Linked DNA regions of Mus musculus: all the other regions are linked to region 1. The links are chromatin contacts, found by Hi-C or POLR2A ChIA-PET in ENCODE. All regions are on one chromosome and are shown on one strand. The core of a region is the stretch at or near the end of the contact, and the rest is flanking DNA. Distances in the headings are between cores, read along the strand shown.

Region 1 (5,060 bases), core at 1,904-4,403:
GTGTGGACAGCATGTTATGCATCAGTTCCCTGACCACACAGCTTCTGTACCTCTTGCTCTGTGTATGGAGTCTCTACACTCCCACAGCCATAGGGGAAGGTTCTGTTGCCAGTTTCCTGATTGAGAGTTAGAGGAGCCGATCCATGGAGAGACTCCTGGCTTGGGAGGGTCTTCATTATTTCTGGGGATTCTCTTCCCTGCTCAGTCTCTGGTGCTCTGTATTCTGTTTCCTGGCCTTTCCTTGCTGTTTTTCCTGAGACGGTCCTGTCTGAGGATGCTTCTGCCCTTCCTGTGGGTTTGATTGGCAGTTTGTGTAGCATGGCAATCTGTATCAGCAACAGTTTGCCCTCAGAGTCTTGAAGGGCTTGCTGTGGTCTTCCTGTAGTGAGGACCTGGGTTCTTCTCACCCTAGATCTTTTCTTCGTGGTTTGGTTCGGGTTTGAGTTTTCCTGGGAACGTACCGTGTCTTCGTTCCCACCGTCCTGCAGGTTCACAGTAGTGCCTTGAAGTGCGTTCAGTCCCTTGAGGTATCCTTTTCATTTTTTTAATCGGTTTTGTTTTGGAACAGGGACTACAGAGCCTGGGCTGTCCTGACTCAATATAGAGACCAGGCTGGCCTTGAACTCACAGAGATCTGATTGCTGCTGCCTCTTGAATGCTAGGATTGAATATATTCGCCACCATACCTGGTCATCTTTATCATTTTGAAATCCATGGCCTTCCATTTGGGAACATTTTCTTATGTTATTACGTATTAGTGTATCTCGGTGTGTGTGTGTGTGTGTGTGTGTGTGTATGTGAGTATTGTGTGAGTGAGTGTGTGTGAGTGTGTTGTGTATATGTGAGTATATCTGTGTGATTGTGTGCATATGTGAGTTAGTGTCTTTGTGTGTGTGAGTGGTGTGTGTGTGTGAATATGTGTGTGTGTGTATGTGTGTGAGTGAGTGTGTGTATGTATGTGAGTGCCTGAGTGTGTGTGTATGTGTGTGTATGAGTGTGGTGTGTGAGTGTGTGAGAGTAAGTGTGAGTGAGAGTGTGTGTATGAGTGGTGTGTGAGTGACTGTGTGCATGAGTGTGTGAGTGTTGGCTGTCTGTCCTCTCTCAGCTCTGTGCTGGTTATCTGACCTCCAGGAGCTCTCTAAGCTTGCATTATCACTTAGCTCTGGGTCACCGTCTTAGGGTGTTCCTTGCGGTGTCTAACACTAGTTTTGATCAATTATGGAAAATTTCAGACATCGAGGGGAATAAACATTTCATGTTCCCTTCCTTCCACAATTAGACTTGCTTGACCAACTCCACTCCCGGATTGTCTCGAAAACCAAGCCATCGCACCGCTTTATTCACAGACATTTCTGAATGACTCTAAAATGCAAGCACTCTTAATGTCATAGCTAAAACCTACAGTTAAGGTTCCTTACTGTCAAATACCCAACTGACATTCAAATGGCTCTGAATTGCGTTTTTATAGTTTTGAGGCGGTGTCTTACTAAGAAGCCCTCACCCTGCCTCTGCCCCTCTGATGCTGGGATTGCAGGCATACACCACCATGAACAGATAGAAGCAGCTGGGTTATTCCCATATGGTCTACCGGATGCAAATGGCCACTACACCTTATATCTCTTTTAATCTGTATAGGTTCCCCACTTCTCTCCAGTTTCCCCATGGGATTCATTTGCTGGACGAACTGGGCCATCTGTCTCATGGATTTCGCTGCCGTCTGTTTGCTGTCTGACCCCTGTGCTCCCAGTTGACCTCTGTTCTGGGTGTGCCCTTTCATTTCGCACTTAAACAGTGTGAGGTAGTGTCTCCATTTCAGCTCTGGTTTAGAAGGGGAAAATGAAGCCAAGTGGGGCCCAACAGTCTGCATCGGGCCTGTAGATAGTGTGTCCCCTAAGATACTTGCAGAAGCCCTTCGCGCCAGGAGCCACCAATGTGAGTTCTGTAGGATGTGCCTCTTTGGCTGTAAAGGTTCTCCTTCCTGCAGGCCATGGCTGCCTTCTTTGTAAGACCAAGTGAAGTGAAAGGGATGGATAGGGGAGAGTGTCCCCGGGGGGCATGTGTTCCTGAATGTTCCGTTTTCATTACAAGCCATGCCTGTATTTCCTACCTTGAGACTGTGTCTGAAAGAAAGGCTCTCACTATGTGTGTGTGTAGATAGATAGATAGATAGATAGATAGATAGATAGATAGATATAGATATAGATATAGATATAGATATAGATATAGATATAGATATAGATATAGATATGGATGATATAGATATCCCAGGCTGGCCTCCAACTTACAGTCATCCTGCCTCAGTTTCCTAAGTGCTAAGGTTACAGATATGTGCTGCCATGCCTGGCTTGACCTATACTGTATGTTGACCCATGTCTTCAGATTTTCGCCAAAACAGGAGAGGAACAGCTGCTTGTATTTATGGTGTATATGGTGGTGTGGGTGTGTGGGTGTGTGTGGGGCTCTAGCAGCTTCTTCAAGGAAATTAAACACACTCAGCATATTTTCAGCCCACCCTCCCATTTCCTCTGGCTTCTTGGAATATTGGCAGCGCCTCTGGGGGATTCTGGTGTGAACTAGATTGATCTTGTCTTTCTCTTCAGGTTCCTCCAGCTATCTATGTCTCTTCTCCCTCCAGAATGGACCTGTTTTGTGTGTGTGTGTGTGTGTGTGTGTGTATGTTAGCACAATTTATTAGTAAGTAAATTAATACAGTAGAACAAAGTCCTGTTGGTGACTCCACTGGGGAGCTGGAGTAAATCCTTGTATCCAATCTATCATTCTAGAAAGATCAATGATTTAATTATGCTGGTCTAGGGATACTTGATGTAGCCGGTTGCCTTTGAATTTCTGAACAAAGCTAAGGATTGGATAAACGGTGCTTAGTGTTGAAGGGATCGGGTTCCCCGGATGAAGCCATGAGAAATCATTTTATTCGATATGATACATACACTCGAAGAGCTAAAGAGGCACATCTAACTCCCGAGGCGGAGGCTCAGGAGGACTGGAGTATAAAGACTCAGAAGTTCCTCACAGAGCATGAAACTTTGTAGCTTCAGAACAAGGAAGCACTGACTTGTTTAAAGGCCAGCTGCCCCTGCAGCTGCTCCGAGCCAGCCAGCAGTTGGCAGCCTCAGGTATCAGCTGCTCCGGGGCCCTGATCCAGCTCACTGGCCAGCAGGGAAGGGGCCTCCCAGGCTGCCGGGCTTCCATAGAGCCTCAGCTGGGAAGGCTCCTTCCTGTCGCCGTGGGGCTGGGCGTGGAGCTCTTCACTGGGTCTGGAAACTTCTTGGTGTGCTTTCTTTTTCTTGGATACGTTTTGGGTTCAGTTTTTGGACTAGCATAATGGCTGCCTTTACCATGTGCCGTACCTAATTCAATAAAACTCAAAGGAGTTCTGCTCTCTCAGAAGAAAACCATTACCTTTTGTATTTTACTGAATTTGGGGTCCTTTTTTTAATAAGCATTCCCCGATCTTCATCGTAGCAAAACTGAGAGAAGGGCAGGCAAGGCAGCCCAGCAGGTTAAGAAAGCCCTTGCCCACAAGCCTGCTGACCTGAGCTTGACCCCCAGGACTCACCAGGGTTAGAGAGGACCACCCTCTGCCGGTTGTCCTCTGACCTCCTTGTACATGTGCACTGTGGGGTGTGCACCTACCCCAACACGAAATAAGTCAATAAATGCAATTTTTAAAAAAGTTAGTATTGAGCAGAGCATCAGTATCGGTGGCACGTGCCCGTAATCCCATCACTCAAGGATGCCGAGGCAGGAGGATTACAAATTGAAGGCCAGCTTGGGTTTTATATATATAGCAAGACCACATCTCCACAAACAGCCCTTATGTACAATGCAAATCAGTACTGATATGGAACAATGATGTCCATTTTTATTTTTTACATTTTCTAAATATTTTTGTTAAAATTTTATAGGAATTGGGTCTCTTTAGAATATATAATTTTCACAGTACTAAATAAATGAAATACTTGTGGAGTCCGGTTAGACAGTAAACTATCCTTTTCCGTGACGTTTTAACACATTTTTACTATCATTTTAACAGCATCACTTTTAAAGTTATAATCATTTTGAATTTTTAAAAAAAATTTACTGAGCTGAGTGTGGTGGCGCATGCCTTTAATCCCGGCGCTCAAGAGGCAGAGGCAGGAGTTCCAAACCAGCCTGGTCTACACAGAGAGTTCCAGGACAACCAGGGCTGCGCAGAGAAACCCAGGCTTTCACTGTAGAATGCTAGGATTTCGGATGTGTGCCTTTTCATCCGGCTTTTTGCTCAGGCTTCTTGGACTGAACTTAAGTTGTCAGCTTTGCACAGCATTTCTGTCTTCTGCAACACATCTCCCTAGCCCAGCCTTTAGACCGAAGACCTTGAAAGAAGAGCGCAGGCCCCTGATAACCTCCAAGATAGTAGTAGCTCATCATGGACAGTGAGTTTGTAAGCCATCCTTTGCTGCCGTTAATTTTGAAACAGCATTACAGTCTGCAAAAGTAGTAGTTCAGGTTTAACTTAGTTGATTATAGTGTCAGATGTCTATCTGCATCAGATGAAGAGTTCCTGTCTTGCTTGGGTAGTGACTGTAGAAACAAAATAGGGAAGGTGTCTAATAGCACATTGTTCAAAGTGGCAGGGAAAGTGTCTAAAAGCACATGGTTTGAAGTGCTACGTAGGAGGAGGTGTGGTAATTGGTACCGGCCCCTAGGACTCCAGGGCTGCTATGAGAGGTGATTGAGTGTGCGATGCGTGTGCACGTGTGTGTATCTGTCTGCGTGGGTGAGGAACGGTGCAGTCACTGTCAGTAGCACCTGGCAGAGAAAGAACTCTGTAGTCAGCACTGTGTAGATAGAGGACTAGGTTAATAGTCACTAAATACTTATTACCATTTACTGCACAGTAACATAGATAAATATACAAACCACATTATCCCGTTGAAGTCCCCACCACCAACACTGCAGGCTAAGTATTAGTCCCACGTAACCCCCAAGAACTATCCTGGAAAACTTAACTGAGGCTTAGTAACTGTGAGCTAGAATCTAGGGGACCAGGATTCCAT
Region 2 (5,060 bases), core at 703-3,202, 36 kb after region 1:
AATTCTAGACTAATTCAAGTTGAATTGTAATCTGCTTGCTAGATTTAATATAATATCAAAATGACCGAATTATCAATTCATCTTAAAGGTACAAGCACTAAAACCAAACTGGTATTGGCATAAAAACAATGGCCACCATGGACAGCACAAATGGTACCAGAAAGGTGTTCTTTAGAACCTTACGAGGAAAATAAAGTTTTCTCAAATTCACGGTAGGGAAAGGAGGGATAGTTTAGAGAAACATTATCCTAGATCATTATAACAACACATCTAAAGAGAACTCAAAGACTTTGAGCAACACACACACACACACACACACACACACATAAAATACAAGCTGTATACTTGAGACAGGATGTAAAATCATGTCTTGCTGTTTGCATTTATTTATTTAAGACAGGGTCTCTGTAGCCCAGGCTGGCCTGTAATTCACTACGTAGACCAGGCTGACCTCAGACTCATAGCAATCCTCTTACATCAGCCTCCCGAGTGCTGGGATCAGGGTCATGAGCCGCCATTCCCAACTTTAACTCATTTAATAACTAAGGAACAGGAAGTTTAAAGATGATTTACAGTGTTGGACATGGCAGTACCCACGAGAATGAGGCAGGGGGAGAGCTGTCTAGACTACATGGAGAGTTGGAGGCTAAGCCTTGGACTATGTTGTAAGAACTTGAAGCATTAAATATTTACAAGGCTCTGGGTTCAATATTTTAGCACAGAGCCTCCATGGGAGGCTCAAAGAAGAATTCAAGAGCTGACACGGAAGCAACTGATGTAAGACTGTCCTTCTTAAGGAGGTCAAGGCTATTAATGTCTCAACCAGAATTCATTTCCTTATCTCTGGGCAATAACAGTTTCTGTCTCTCATCAGTTTGCTACAAGTTACAGGATTGTAAAACAGCTCAAAGACAAAAATAAATTGCATAAATAAATAAAGGTAGGGCACAAAAGCAACTTGTAGGATATACAGAATAGCATCATCGAGAAGGGATGCACACTTTGTTCGCTGAAATCTTGCCCAGTACTTTTTTTTAAACCTCTTTCAAAGTCAGAAGTCCTGACACAATCAAAGTCTCGTAGATTATTGGAGGTAATAAAATGGCGGTTCTCCGTATGGTCGGCCTGTGTATCTGGGTAGGTGTGGTTTGATGTTAGGTGACCCTAAAGGCTTCCTTTTCAGTCTAGAATTGTGCAGTGCTAAGTAGCTACTGGTGCAATAGAACGTAGCTTTAAAAGTTCTTTTTTTTTTTTTTTTTTTTTTGACTAGGAAGCAAACCTAAGAAATGTTGCATTCGCCTGTCCTGTCTATGTATTTAAGAGAATTCCTTCCTACTTGAATGTCCCTATGGCTGACGTTCCTTGTCTAAGAGGAAGTGCCTTTGTTAGCCTAAACAAGATTAGTGACCTGCCTTTGGAACTAGGGCACAGGTTACAGGCCTGTAAGGTTGGCTCTAGGCCAGTTTTCTTGGGCGAGCTTTGCAGGCGTTAGCTCCTTACTGTCATTACTGTCATTACTGTCAAATGGCCAGCAGTCTCCAGCATGATCTTTCGAGGCAGGCCAGGGCAACATTGCCTTGCCAAAGTAGAGGGACTCAGTCACAGTGTTCAGAGAGGACAGAGAAGTTTAATTCTGTTTTGTTGAGGAAACTCTACTGCACTGCCGTACACTGACAGCTTGAGAAGAAGGACCCATGGCTTCCTTATATAGCCATGAAATGGGGCATTAAAATCCTGTCAGCTCAGGGAAGCTTTTCTTCTCAGGTCATCCTGCCCTCTGGGATTCTGTTCTGCTGGACCTTGGGTTGTCACTTGGTGTACATAAAACTGTTGCTCCTGGATTGAAAACAGTCCCGGGCATGCTTGCTGCTGCACTGGTGCAGCCTGGGATGTGTCTAGGGGAGGTCAGCTCAGAAGCCTGTGCCCAAGTGTCTGCTCTCGGAGTGTCAGTAGTCAGTAGTTTAAGGTCCTTGGCACACCGTCCCTCTCTGTGAGATTCTGGGCAAGGCCGTGCTGTGAGGAGCCCATTATTAGCCTGTGGTCTGTAACAGCCGTGGGCAAGCTTCAGGGAGCAGAGGCCTGTGATGAAGAGACTATACCTGGGTGGCTACTTTAGTAGCTCATGACTATCTTTTTTTTTTTTCTTTTTTTGTTTTTGCTTTTTCAGACAGGGTTTCTCTGTGTAGTCCTGGCTGTCCTGGAACTCACTCTGTAGACCAGGCTGGCCTCAAACTCAGAGATCCACCTGCCTCTGCCTCCCAAGTGCTGGGATTAAAGGTGTGCACCACCACTGCCTGCTATGGCTATTATTTTATCCACCTGCCATAGGTCTTTTTAAAATAAATTTGCAAGGCTGTGTAGTGTTCCACTGGAAGGTCACCGAAAAACTGCCAGTGCCCATGCCTTCCCCCTATTTTAGTGTCTTCAAGGCTTTTCTACAAAGTGTGCATCTCCAACTCATCTGTAGAGAAGGAGAGTCTTTCTTGGTCCAAAATAGAGCTGCCTCACACAGTTCTGTGGCTGAAAAGTTCAGGGTCTGCTAGGGAGGGACTGAGGAATGCTGGGAGAACCTGGAAGCCAAGTCTACTTTGGTATGTTAAATATTCACCTCAGCTGTTTGTCCCGGGTCTGAATCCCAACAAAGGTGAGGACCCCAAGGCTCCATGAAAGGCCAGACACCTCCGGAGACTCCCATCCCCCTCGGAGCTGTTTGCTGTGCCAATGAGGAAATTACTTTTACTTTCTCGACATCTTGCACCACCGCCACCGTCTGTCTTTCCCGGATGTTGGTTTCTCTGTCTGTCCCATGCAGCAAGCTCGTGGCTCCCCTACAGGCGCACCAGCATCCCCAGGTACAGCTCCTCTGGGCTTTGAGAAGAACCTTACTCAAGGTTGGGATACCCGACTGAACATCTCAAAGCAGCACTCAGAAGGGAGCATGCCCATCTGCCGGTCCCCTCTCCGACCACAAGGAGCACTTCCGGAAGCCTCAGTCAGCCCCGCCTCCTCCAGGAGCAGGGAACAGTCAGCCCCGCCCCCTCCAGGAGCAGGGAACAGTGCACTTGCCCTCCTAGGAGAAGCTTCCTCCTTGAACTTATTCCATGCAGAACCGGGGAATGGTATTGTCACTCCTAACCAAACCTAACCCTGGGATTAGAACCCAACGAACCAAACATCTTGAGGAGGAACGGTGGCAAATAGCGGATTCTCTGCTTGCCATTGCTGGCTGTTCTTTCCCCTGTACCTGCTGGACTATGCTCCTGGGAAAGGCCCACGGGGAAGGTCACACCTCCCCCATGCCTGCGCCCATTGACTGTGCCTCCTGCACTTCCATGGTGTTGGGCTTGCAACTGAAGCCATGCAAAACCAGCTACTTGTACCATGTTTTTACGTGCGACAGCTTTTAAAATGGACTAGTGATGCAGTCCTCTTTGGTCCCGAGGCACACTTCTCTTTCCTGCCTGCGTTTGGCCTCTATGTGGAGATAGGGAGTGAGTAAAGGAAGTCTCTGAGCAGAAAGTGGCAGACATCAGTCCTTTTATGGTTAGTGAACTCATTTAACAGGCAGTACATTCAGTGGGAGTGAGTCCGCAGTGTTCTCCCATAGTTACTTTAAAGCTGTGCAGAAAGGGAAGTGGGAATCTTTACTGGTCATTGTCTGATGCTTCTTTTCCCACCTCAAACATCATCCCAGTCTCAGGGTTTTGTTGCTGTGACAAAACAACATCACCAAAAAAAGCAGGTTCAGGAGGAAAGGGTTTGTTCAGCATACACTTCCACATTGCTGCTCATCACCAAAGGAAGTCAGGACAGGAACTCAAGCAGGGCAGAAACCTGGAGGCAGGAGCTGATGCAGAGGCCATGGAGGGGTGCTGCTTACTGGCTTGCTTGCTCCTCATGGCTTGCTCAGCTTGCATTCTTCTAGAACCCAGGACCACCAGCCCAGGGATGGGCCCTCCCCTGCCTGCCTTGATCATTCATTGAGAACATGCCTTACAGCTTGAGCTCATGGAGGTATTTCCTCAACTGAAGATCCTTTCTCTGTGCAAACTCTAGGTTGTATCAAGTTGACACACAAAACCAGTTAGCATATCCCCTTAACTGCCTCTGGCCTAGTCTTTATGGACAGGGACCTTTGGAAGTCAGTGGATATTGCTGTGCAGGTATCCAATAGTGCCCTTGGAATGTCTACTTCTTGAGCCATGGACTCTTCTATCTTAATGGTCCTTGGGACCGTGGCCATTTTCCCCTCCCAATCACAGTTCTGCCATTGATGGCTTTAGGATGCTCCTCATTGAGGAGTCACCCACTCTGTGACAGATAAGCCTTTATAAACCTCACATAGCAAAGCAAGTGTGTTGAAGAATGACTACATCAAAAATATCTTTGATGCAAGCACAGCTACAGAACACAGAAGGGTGTCATGGCCATAAGAAAGACTAAAGGAGGAACCAGGAGATGGCAGGAGCTGAGCCATGGGGAGGTGTGGACTAGGGGTGGGGTAGGCTTTCTCTGTCTTCCCTCTTCTGGTTGCTGAAGTTGCAAATCACCTGCCTTCTCAAACACTGGGAAGACTTGGTCCTTCAGATACTGTGATGGTTTGTATATGCTTGGCCCAGGGAGTGGCACTATTAGGAGGTGTGGCCTAGTTGGAGTAGGTGTGTCACTGTGGATGTGAGCTTTAAGACCCTCACCCTAGCTGCCTGGAAGCCAGTATTTCCCTAGCAGCCTTCAGATGAAGATGTAGAACTCTCAGCTCCTCCTGCACCATGCCTGCCTAGATGCTGCCATGTTCCCACATTGATGATAATGGGCTGAACCTCTGAACCTGTAAGCCAGCCCCAATTAAATGCCGTCCTTATAAGAGTTGCCTTGGTCATGGCATCTGTTCACAGCAGTAAACCGTAACTAAGACAGACACTCAAACAAAACCCCGGATTTTCTTTTGTCAGGAGGCATAATCGCAATACCCCATGGGTGACGGGGGGAAAAGCCTGCCTCCAGAGAAGCCTCAATTGTAATACTGCCCCTCAGCTGGATCGATTCTGCAAAACAGAGAG
Region 3 (5,060 bases), core at 900-3,399, 38 kb before region 1:
GTCAACTAAAAATCCCTGGGAAGGGGTGGAGAACCCATGTCTGGGGTGGTCTGTGCTTCTAAAGACTGCCCATGGACTTTTAAATCAGACTCGAGTGGGAATCCGTCCCCTCCTCTGCCGATACGGTCAATGTTCCCTCCTCTGTGGATCTGCTTTCTCGTTTCAGAAAGGACAGTTAATACCCAACTAAAGTGAAGAGGATTAAATGTGAAAACAGCGAGAGTGCGTAGCCGAGAAGCATAGAAAGCGTGTAGCCGAGAAGCTAGTGAGTAGGACGAGCTGGGTTCCTATTTCATTCAGCTCGAACAGCCCTGAGTAACTAGTCGTTCTGTGTACAGGAGCTGGCAAGTTAAGTAACATCCTGAGCTAAAAGGCTTGGGATCATGTTCTCTGCAACACCCATGAGTGTACATCTTTTTTTAAAAGACGCACAACCTTCAACAGGCTTTTTTTTTTAAACATAGTTTTAAAAATACTTCATTTATTTATTTATTTATTTACTTACACTCCAGACCCCATTCCCCTCTCAGTCCACTCTCCCTCCAACAGTTTCACATCCCATACCGCCCCCCTTACCCCCCCTCCACGAGGATGTCCCTAGAACCCAACCCCCACCCAACCAGACCTCTAAACTCCTGGGCCCTCCAGTCCCTTGAGGGTTAGGTGCATCTTCTCTGGCTGAACCCAGACCGGGCAGTCCTCTGCTATATATATATGTGTTGGGGACCTCATATCAGCAGGTGTATGGGCGGGGGCGGGGGCGGGGGCGGGGGGGGGTTAGTCCAGGTTAATTGAGTCTGCTACTGGCCCATATACCTATTCAGGGTAACTTATTCAGTCATAATCGTAACAAAATCGTAAATTTTGACTTCCTCTAGGAAGAAAGGTAAAAAGAATGGACTTTCGGTGTAAACTTAGAGTGTTACTATAATACATAAGTTTTTCACACAAAGAAGGAGCAACAGGACAAAAAAAAAATGGGGTGGGGGGTGGGGGGAGATGCTGTGTTTGAGGAAGAAACTGCCCTTCTGATTGCAGTGACCTTCCGGTTTCCAGGCATGTTCAAGAACACACCTCCCACTTGTTTCTTTGGAAGCCAGTGTTTAACTCACCACGACCATTTACGGCCATTGGAAGGGAGCAAGAATACCAGCCACTAAAAAGCTTAAATCTTGGTTGGCCCCCCACTTTCCCAGAGGAGACTGAAAATCTGTAAGCACCGCAAAACAGCATTCATTACTCAGCCTCTTGAAAGGCTCCAGGTAGAGTCATTTTTGAATCATGATTCAACCGCCATTTCTTGTTTTGATGGAACAGTGATGGCTAACATGTTGATGGCTAACTTTATGTTTAAAAATCTCTGTGCTTAAAGCAAATTTCGACCTCCAAATGTTAAGCGCTACTAGGGGTTAATCTTTATTATTATTATTATTATGGTTTTTTTTTTAACTGCTGGTTCTGCTTCTGTAAACAAGCTTGCAAGAGAACAGATTGAAGCTTTGTATTCTTTGCCTTTGTAAACCCTTGGCTGAGGTGTCTGGGTGCTACATTCGGAATTCCATCTCGGCGTCAGTGTCTGAATAAAATCCTCTTGGTTAAAATTTATTAGTGGTCAGGCTGATGAATCTCCGGCCGGACCCAAAACAGGAGCCATCCGGATGAGAGGGACTCAGGCTTCCACGCGGCAGACTCCGTGGTGGTGGTGGTCTCATTGGCTGGTGTGTAGGTGGGATTTCCTGTCGCCATTTTAAGGAGAAGCGACTGTGCCAGCCAGTCAGTTAAGGGGCTGCACTTCAGACAAAGAGTGGGGCAGGAGAAGTAACCCGAGGCGGATATGGCTTTCAGCCTGTTCCTTTTTCCAGGCCCAGCAAGGGTAGAGTCACGTGGCCGGGGCAGCAGGGCTATTGGTGCAGACCCCTTGGGTTATTGTCACACTCTGAGTCCCAAGGGGTCCCCAGAGCTGCTCTGGGGGGGGGGGGGGCGGGACTGTAGGTGTCCAGGTTTCCAAAGGTGTCCCCGCGCGTCCCGTAGTCCACCACCGCCCCTGGGTCGCGGGGCTACCCTCACGCTGCTCCCTTCCCACAATGCAACTCCGTTCGGTGAGGCCCTGGCGTACCCCAAGAGACGGCCCCCTGCCACCGCCTGGGCGAGTGAGCCGCTCCACCTCCAACCCCGAGGGTGCGGGTGCGGCAGCTGTGGCCCCAGCTGAGGCCCCGGGAGGGCGCAGGCAGGTGCCGGGAGGCCCGCAGCCTCCGTATGCTCGGGTACCACCAGCGCGTTGTTCGCGCATCCGCTCGCACTGCCCTTCCTGGATGCTCGGTGTCCGCCAGCCGCGGTCGCCTTGCGGTCTGGTAGCCCAGGGGGGAAGAGGAGCAAGAAGGCGCGGCGACCAGCGGCATGTGACCCGCACTGCTCTACCGCACACAGCTCAACTCCGCCGGCGCGCGGGCATGGAGGGATGATGGTCTGAAAGGCCGCGCTCCCGTCCCCAAACTGCCGAAGAGAAAGGGCGACGCGCCTCGCAGGAGCCAATGAGTCAGGTTGGAGCCCCTCCGCGCCGGGCGTGTGAATGTAAGTGCTGGCGGGCAGAGTGTGGGTGGGGGGAAACTGATGCAACCAGCCCTGGGAGGAGGAGGAGGAGGAGGAGGAGGAGGAGGAGGAGGAGGAGGAGGAGGAGGAGGAGGAGGAGGAGGTGGTGGTGGAAAAGGAGGAGGAGGAGGAGAGCTGTGGCCACGCCACTCTTCCTGAAGGTCGCCGGTAACCCGGCCTTTTACCTTCCTCCGAAACCCGCCACGCGGATCCTCCCCGCCCAGTCTTACAGACCTGGGGCCACCTTTCCCTAGCTAGTCCTTGACACAAAAAAGGACATCTAACTGCCGGGGACGGCCTGGAAGGGCGGACACTTTGGTGGCGCCTTTCCCTTTATTTCTCGAGGTAAGGTGCTTTTGGAGGGCAGAGGGAGCGGCGACTTGGAGGGAAGGGGAGTTTGAACAGGAAGGGAAGGAGGTAACTCAGACAGCCTCCATGTCTCGTGGACACGGGCAGAGCGTCGCGGCGCCTTTCTAGAAGGCAGGAGTCCGGTGCCCTTCCCTGAACGCAGGGACTCCAGATACCGCCGTGGCGTACAGTACCTTACTTTGTAGACCTGGTTTTATGGTGATGGAGTGTGCCACCAGATCTGGTGTCACTTTCGCGAATTAGGAACCAAGCATGCGATGTAAGGGGCATAAGGTACACCGAGGAGTGAATCAGTCTGCATCTTGGGACTGGCCGGCAGCGGAGCCTCGGAGACCGGCTCCCCAGCGCGGTAAACAGGTGCACGTTGGCTGCACCTCCACGGGCTCGGCCCCTGTCTCCGTTCCGGTTAGTGGGATGATGCTGGCAGTGACTCACTTTCCTCTCCCTCTCTGGAGGCTCTCTCCCGAATGAAGAGCCAGTGATAGGCTACTTCCTCTAGAGCCTGGTCCGGTGGGGCGGGAGAACAAAAGGCCACTGCTTGCGCAGGACCCTTGCGCCCTGGTCTCCCCTCCCCCGCACCTGGCCCCAAACGTTGCGGCAAAACGCTTATAAACTGGTCCGCTCCACGCGAGGAGGAAAACGCGCGGAGATCTCTTGTAGCCCGTCTTCATCTCTCCCAACCCCCGCGACAGCCCGGCTCCGGGTGCGGGACTGCTCCGCACCCTCGCGAACAGCGCGCGGATCCCGGTGCATCGCCCGCCGCTGGGTTTCGGCCCAACTGTGCTCGCACTAGACTCGAGTGCATATGGCGGCAAAAGGAATTTCGCGGTAAGCGCGTCACGCCGCGAACTGCCTTTCACAAGCTGCCTCGGGCCGAGGAAGGTGGCGCTTACTCCAGCCCTTTGTGTCTCGCTCTGCGGCGTGGACCCGGGTTCTCACCAGCCTGTTCCATCGGTGGGAAGCACACTGGCTTGGGGATCGCGTACTTGTCTCAGACGTTTAGACGGTGTCGTACGTGGAAGAGAGGAAAGGACCCACTGCTAGAAAACGGTACGCGTTTGCAAGATTTAACACCTCCGCGGTTTTTTGTTTTTTGTAACTTAAAAAGAATACAATGGAGTGTGTGTGTGTGGGGGGGGGGCGGTAATTGTATGGTTTGCAAAACGCGGGTCTAGCAAGGCTGTAATTTGTCACCTTGATACAAGAAACAGTGCTGCAACTCGTGCTTTTTCTGACGTCAGAAGGACAACGGAAATAAAACCTGAGCTGGCTGGCCTCATTGTCAAATAACTCACCCTATAGGAAACTGGCAAGTCCCGCCACTGCACGGGTCTGGTATGGCCGCCTAACCTCTGTCTTAAAATGACTTAAATGACTCTGCTGTTGGGTTACTTAGTTCTCAGTGAGTGGCTGAAAGCAACGGAAATGCGGCCTAGTTTGATTGCGGTTTTGATCTTAATAGGGATTTTTTTTTTTTTTTTAAAGAACAGGTGTTGAATAATTAGGGATGCTGTGTAGCAGGCAGCAACTAATCAGATCAAGTTCCGGCTCCTGTGTAATGTCCATTTCAACAGGAAACAGACTATGGATGAACGCAAACAGAAATGCCAGGTGTTCAGGTTGGGAAGACATGAGACAGAGTCATGTGAACCTGGAGGATCCTTGTGATAGGCGACCCATTAGGAGAGGTTGTGTGAGGGGTGGCGTGTCTTCCTTTCTTAATGAGGAGAAATAATTGTCTATGGGAGTAATTAGGGGGAGATTTTCAGAAGAAATAGTGCTTACTGCACCCTGGGCTGCCTGTAATCCAGCAGATACGTTAAGTAGATTGAAAGGTACTTTCCAGTCTTTAAAGTTTTTTGCTGCTTCTGAACATTTTTTACCTTGTTTCATGGACTGAGGGTTACACTGAGAAAGCAGCGGACTTAAGAGGCCTGGCATCTGCTACCATGTCCACTATTTTTTTTTTTTTTTTTTTTTGGTCCTCTAATGCCAGGGATATGGGAATTGCTTAATAAATTCTTGCTGGATTGTGACCTTGGCAAGGTAGCTCGCCCAACCCCTTTCTGAGGGGCAACTCTTTTCTCTGTTCCATGATTGGT

Evidence for each region. Hi-C counts contacts between places; a loop is a spot of excess contacts on that map. ChIA-PET counts read pairs that join two places held with the same protein, here RNA polymerase II (POLR2A).
Region 2: a map of heart shows a loop between it and region 1 (1.9-fold over the local background). The contact joins two enhancer-like sites. A Hi-C loop is called at or near these places in 2 of 37 maps with a recorded cell type or tissue (T-helper 2 cell and heart). POLR2A ChIA-PET finds 5 or more read pairs at or near these places in 2 of 5 experiments (both embryonic stem cell).
Region 3: a loop to region 1 is called in a map of heart, with 1.8 times the contacts of the local background. The contact joins the promoter of Slc38a1 here to the enhancer-like site in region 1. A Hi-C loop is called at or near these places in 4 of 37 maps with a recorded cell type or tissue (heart, left cerebral cortex and v-Abl transformed pro-B cells). POLR2A ChIA-PET finds 5 or more read pairs at or near these places in 3 of 5 experiments (all embryonic stem cell).

What each region holds. Positions count from the first base shown.
Region 1 is chr15:96,602,567-96,607,626 of GRCm38, reverse strand. The region is part of intron 4 of Slc38a1 (solute carrier family 38, member 1); the gene reads left to right. Among named protein-coding and RNA genes, the nearest start is that of Gm32457, 23 kb to the right of the region's middle. Within about 2 kb of position 3,153, at least 2 of the 3 ENCODE cell types and tissues checked have a DNase peak (open chromatin) inside an H3K27ac peak, as active enhancers do; they include heart, where a contact is called at or near this core.
Region 2 is chr15:96,564,880-96,569,939 of GRCm38, reverse strand. No RefSeq gene overlaps it. Among named protein-coding and RNA genes, the nearest start is that of Gm32457, 14 kb to the left of the region's middle. Within about 2 kb of position 1,952, at least 2 of the 3 ENCODE cell types and tissues checked have a DNase peak (open chromatin) inside an H3K27ac peak, as active enhancers do; they include heart, where a contact is called at or near this core.
Region 3 is chr15:96,640,002-96,645,061 of GRCm38, reverse strand. Slc38a1 (solute carrier family 38, member 1) reads left to right here and starts at 2,149. Exons shown (of 16, transcript NM_001166458.1): 1 at 2,149-2,571.